Regions from separate parts of the Homo sapiens genome. Here region 2 is linked to region 1. Evidence: chromatin loops called from intact Hi-C (ENCODE). Cell type or tissue: ascending aorta. All regions are shown on one strand. Links, peaks and the distances in the headings refer to the core of each region. The heading gives the core; the rest is flanking DNA.

Region 1 (2,928 bases), core at 163-2,662:
TATCTATCCATCTATCTTTCTAGAGAGATAGATAAATCTATATCTATATATCACTTTTTATATAATATATGAACATCTTCAGATAATTTCCTGGGTTCCATGTTATAATAGTTCTTGTTAATCATAATCAGTTTTTGATATAAGAAAAATTGAATATAGAATTCAGAAGTGATTAAAATTAGTACAAACTACTTCAAAACAATGCTAAAATTTCTGTGAACTGAAGTCTAAGATTGCTCGGCATGTTTGAATAAGGCAAAGTTGTTTTTTGTTTATTTGTTTGTTGTTGTTCTCAGATAAGAGGGGGATAGTTACTTTATATCCAAATCCTTACAAAATCTTACTTATTGCTGATCCTCTCTCAGTTTATTTAATTTTGACTAACCAAACCAAATTGTTGTTGTTCAGTGAAGACACATTAGCCTAAAAATCTGTCAATACTAGTATCAAGTGAGTGATTGACTGAGATCGACTGAATTGATGAGAAAGAAAAAAAACCCTAAAACTATAATACAGATTTATTTATTCCTATCATGAACATGACTTCACAATTGCAAGTGCTGGGTTATAAACAAGTTTAAAATTTATTTAAAAAGCAATGCAGCAAATGGTCGTGTTGAGGAGATAGTGGATGTATATTCATAGGAAAATATAAAAACAAATGGGCTAATGTTTTGTGAATGTATACACTCAGGATAAATTTTCCAGTGAAAACATTGTATACAGACCCAGAAAGTGCTTTATCTCAAAAAAGTGTGGACCAGTAAGAAAATAATGTGCTCTGGACAAAGCCATTAGATTCAACAGGCAGCTCTGTTAATGATGAAGACTACTTTAGGAAATACATATCAAAAGCTTAAATAAAATAGTTCAAGGAATGTGAAAAAGTATATTTTTATAGTAGTAAAGTAATTACATAATAATTTGTGATTATAAATATGTTAATTTATTTGATGAAGTAAATATTAAAAGTTGATATTGTTGAAGTTAATTAAGATGGAGACCATGCCTGAAAAAAATCCCTGAGCTGACAAACCCAATTAGAGCTCATAAGTTACCTCAACCTTGCTCGATTTGCAAACATAAGTGAAACAACCTGAGGTGTTTCTTGTAAATGCCTGTATTAACGAAAAACAGAACTCAATCTCAATCAATCAGAAGCAGCCAATTAACATATTATAATTAGCAACTTTCTAAGAAAAGAAACCAAATAAAGCAACTGTACAACTGTAATCAGTCAAATGTCTTATTTTCTTTTACCTCAATGATAGGATTGTAAAAGCTTCCCTGTTGCATTTCACTTGGTGGAGCTCTCAGATCACTTCTGGTTTGGAGCCGCCCGGTTAATGAATCATTGTTAGCTGCAATAAATTTTTTAAAATAGTATTGTGTTTCAGTTTACCTTTTAAATAGTATTTACAATTATATATACAAAATTAGATGTTAATATGGTAAAGTTAGTGAAAAAAACTTCTTTCTGGATCTTTTCCTTGGGAAAATAAAAGATGACTTTATGTTTTAGGTTAACTCAGCAGGAATGCATGGTACCTAACTTCATTCTGAACCATATTCCTTTAACATTTACCACCTTCTATTAATTAATCCCTCACCTATTTTCCACCAAAGATTAGTTCACTCACTTAAAAATTAACAAGTCTAGAACGTAATTTACAAGAAGAGATGTCTCCTAACTTCAGAAGCCTAAAGGTTTGATAAAAGGAGTTCTTCTTTAATGATTTTAACATGCATGATGATTTTCCTTTTGATTAATAAAGAAAAAGCTAGAATTTAAGAGCCAAAGGGTAAGCTATCACATCAGGCTCTGGCCAATCCTATGCTAATTAGGAAATTGCAGAGCCAATTAAGCAAGCGATGATTAGACTGTTGTCACTGGTCAAAGAAAGCAGCTAAATTGGTTTCTTTTGACTACCACATTTTAAACTGAACCTCCATTAAAACCACAAAGAGACATTTCTTTGAAAATGATTTTAAAAAAAGGATTTAAAAAACTAGATAATCTCTTTAGGGGATACTTTCTCCCAAAAAAGTGTTAAAGTTCTGAATGTGTAGGTTGCCTTTCACTAATAAGTGAAGACATACAAATAGAAAATACTTTCCCATTGACCAATGAGTAGATTAATAAGAACCCATGTGGGTTATTTCTTCTGGAATAATGCCTAATAAGGCTGTCAAAGTTACACTGGTGTCTTAATCCATTTTATGTTGCTATATAACAGAACACTTGAAGCTGGGTAATTTATAAAGAATAGAGGCCATGTGTGGTGGCTCACGCCAGTAATCCCAGCACTTTGGGAGGCCGAGGCGGGTGGATCACGAGGTCAGGAGTTCAAGACCAGCCTGGCTGAGATGGTGAAACCTTGTCTTTACTAAAAATACAAAAAATTAGCCGGACATGGTGTTGGATGCCTGTAATCCCAGCTACTCGGGAGGCTGAGGCAGATAATTGCCTGAACTCAGGAGGCGGAAGTTGCAGTGAGCCGAGATTGCGCCACTGCACTCCAGCCTGGGCGACAGAGCGAGACTCCATCTCAAAAAAAAAAAAAATGAAATTTATCGCTTATAGTTCTAAAGGCTGGAAAGTCCAAGGTCAAGGGGCCTTCATCTGGCTAGGGCCTTCATCATCTCGTGACGTGGCATCATCTCATGGTAGAATGCAGAAGAGCAAGAAGGCGTGTGTGTGTGTATGTGTATGTGTGTGTGTGTGAGAGAGAGAGAGAGAGGAATGGTGCTGAACTCATTTTTTAAAAAATCAGGAACCCACTCCCAACATAACAAACTCATTCCCTTAATAATTGCGTTAATCTATTCATGAAGGCAGAGTTCTCATTACTTAATCACCTCTTAAAGGTCCCACGTCTCACTCAACATTGTTGCATTGGGGATTAAGTTTCCAACACATGAACTTTG
Region 2 (2,928 bases), core at 277-2,776, 430 kb after region 1:
ATGTATACATCCTTGAAATCAGGGACCTTATCGCTTGAGCTATCTTGTGAATCATTTTTTGAACTTTCTCTTTACTTCCATTGAGTTATTTAAGGTTCAGTGCTTTTAAAATCCTTTTATTATGCTGCTACTGATCATTTTATCCCTGAATTCATTTACCTGTTCACCTAATATTGGCTTTACAGATGCTAAAACTGAAAATTCTTTTACCCCCTATAAACATTTGCTGCCTTAACTACTTAATATGCATTTTTACCAGATAGATCTGGTGCCATGTTTATGTGGCCAGTATTTCGGCCAAGAGGTGCAGATCCTATTGGAAATTCAAATCCTATTGGAAATTCAAATCCTATTGGAAATTCAAATTGTCACTGAGAATTTTCACTGTACTAAGTTTGTATCCATTACATATAACTTTTAAAAAGCCATACATTATGTTTACAAAGTATTCATTTGCCTTGACTTTAAAGAAAATGAAATGTATTAATAGGATATATTTTGTTTGCATGGTCCTAAAAAAGCAGAATGAACTTCAAATCTGTGAAGGACTGATGAAATTTGATTACAGAAAATAGAAGCCTATGATAAGTGAGAAGATGTGTCCACTCACCGCAAATTCTAAGACAGAAGGCCTTAGAGTTGAGGAGAAGATTGCTCCAAGCTTTTCCACAGCTCTCTTCCCAGAGTTCTAATTATTGAATCAGAATACGGTATTGTCCAGTCTTTCAGCATAGTGAGTACATGCCTTGCAGCTCAACTAATCTCTGTTGAGATCCCAGTTTTGCCACTTAAATTTCTTAAATCCTGTTCTTCAGTTTCCTTTTTGTGAAATGGGGAAAATATTACTTTCCAAAGCTTGTTCCAAGAATGGGAGATAATATTGGTTCATTGCTAGATATATAGTAGACAGTCAATAAATTGTAACGATTATTGCTGAATTGATATAATTTTGATCTTAGCTTGGACTGCAGATTTCAACCATGACACTAAGACTCCTGCTTCAAGGTCATTTTCTGGCATTGATATCAAACTTCCTAAAAACCTTGTCATTGATGTGTCTTCCAACTGAGTGCTGACTGGCTGATCTGTCTTGATTGCGTCCCAGCTCTATCTCTGTTCTTATGTGAACCATATCTAAAGTGGAATTTCGGGGTAAACCTGAGAGTAGCCTCTTCTACAGAGGTTTAGCCTTCTCCAGCCTATCGTTCTCTTGGTCCTTCTAACCAGGGGTCGACCATTCCTGTACCTAGTTCTCAGCCCTCTATTTCCCTCTAGTGACTGCTTTCAGCATTACCTCACCCAAGCGTTTAACCTTGTATTAAAGCGCTTGGTTTCATGGGTTAACAGACTGTAGGAACAGTTCGCTAAATTGAGAACCCAGAGTGCATTACATTACATGCCATATTTTAAATATTGATATGCGTATGAAAATATTTTAAAGCATTCATTGAAGACTCATAAAAAGCAAGGATATGGAAGACTAGTATCTCAATGTCAAAAAAGAGAGAAGTCTGGATTTTAGAAATAAAACTAATTAATAGGTTGACTGTGGTTCCCTGATTTTAAAAAATCAAGTTGGCTGGGAAGTTGGTTTTTATTCAGTAAGTTACTACAGGAATTGGTGATTATTAGAAGTGGTCTTAAATTGTTTGAAAATAATTCAAGCCCAAAATATATCACTTAAATTTCTTGCAGTGGTGCCAGCTACTTGAGAGGCTGAGATGAGAGGATTGCTTGAGGCCAGGAGTTTAAGGCTGCGGTACACTATGAATGCACCTGTGAATGGTCACTGCACTCCAGCTTGGGCAATATAGTGAGACCCTGTCTCTTAAAAAATGAAAAAGAAAAGTAAATTTCTTCCAGCATGCAAAATCCGGGGAGGTTATACATATGCTATGTCTCAGTTTCAACAAGCCTTGTAGAAAAGACAATCCTTTTAATCAGAAAAAAAATAAACTGAATGATAAGTAAAAAGTTGAACGTGACATTAAAAAGGGAATTGAGTAACAAATCAAAGTTAACCTAAGGGCAGTTATTCAATAACAATTTATAAGGCTTTGTTCTGAGTTAGTTCTGTCCCCTCAAACTCTTAAACGCATGATTCAGATGAAGACACATATTTACCAGAATTAACAGGAGGGATAGCTAACATATTGAAGGACAAAATTAAGTATCTTCTAGATCTTTAAAGAGCAGGAAGAATGAGAGAAGGCGTCAAGAAACAAAACATTCTCTCTGTAGATTCATAAAATAAACTCCTCTTCTACGAGAGAGGACAACTGGCTTAAGAACAGTGAATATAGAAAAAAGAAATAACTTGGGGTTTTAGCTGCCTGCAAGTTCACCGTGTGCCAACAGTATGACGTGCTGCCAAATAAGCTCGTGTGAGTCTTAATAAAGTGTCGACTTCAGATCAAGAAAGGGAGTAGTCCCATTGAACTTTACACTGTCCAGACCACATCTGAAGGATTATGTTCAATTCAAAGTGCCAGATTGTAAGAGGGACACTGACACACTGAAGTGTGTGCCAAGGAGATCTGGCAACCAGAGAGCATGAGGATTGGCTGAAATAACTGAAACAACTCAGAAACGTGGTAACTGTCTTCACATATTTGAAGAACATTAACATAGAAGAGATTCCAGATTTGTTAAGATTCCAGACAAGAAGAGCCTGGATTAATCCAAATGAGAACCTTATATTAGTAAACTCTTCAGAAATAAAATGAGCTGTCTGGTGAGATATTGAACTTCCCCATATTGGAAGCATTTTTGACAGCTGTACTACTAAGTAACAAGTATGGGCCTTTATAGCTGTACTGCCCTGGGTTTCTAATGCCTTCTCATAAATCTTTATCTTTTATGATTCTGGTTTCTATTTGTTTCTTCAAGCATTTTTAAAACTTCCATTTATTTCCCTTTATTCCCAAT

Evidence for each region. A loop is a pair of places that touch in the nucleus more often than their neighbours do. Peaks named below come from ENCODE experiments on the same cell type or tissue, not always from the same donor. Only the 100,000 strongest peaks of a DNase experiment are listed, where the experiment ranks them.
Region 2: it touches region 1 in a loop (6-fold over the local background); 38 of 110 quality-filtered maps call a loop at or near these places.

The regions. Positions count from the first base shown.
Region 1 is chr4:114,376,880-114,379,807 of GRCh38, reverse strand. No RefSeq gene overlaps it. Among named protein-coding and RNA genes, the nearest start is that of UGT8, 220 kb to the left of the region's middle. In ascending aorta, for the core only: a CTCF peak has its summit at 1,311; no DNase peak of the experiment used is centred there.
Region 2 is chr4:113,950,977-113,953,904 of GRCh38, reverse strand. All of the region lies in intron 1 of ARSJ (arylsulfatase family member J), which reads left to right. Among named protein-coding and RNA genes, the nearest start is that of ARSJ, 27 kb to the left of the region's middle. In ascending aorta, for the core only: a CTCF peak has its summit at 1,279 (motif pointing left); no DNase peak of the experiment used is centred there; H3K27ac peaks cover 1,104 bases.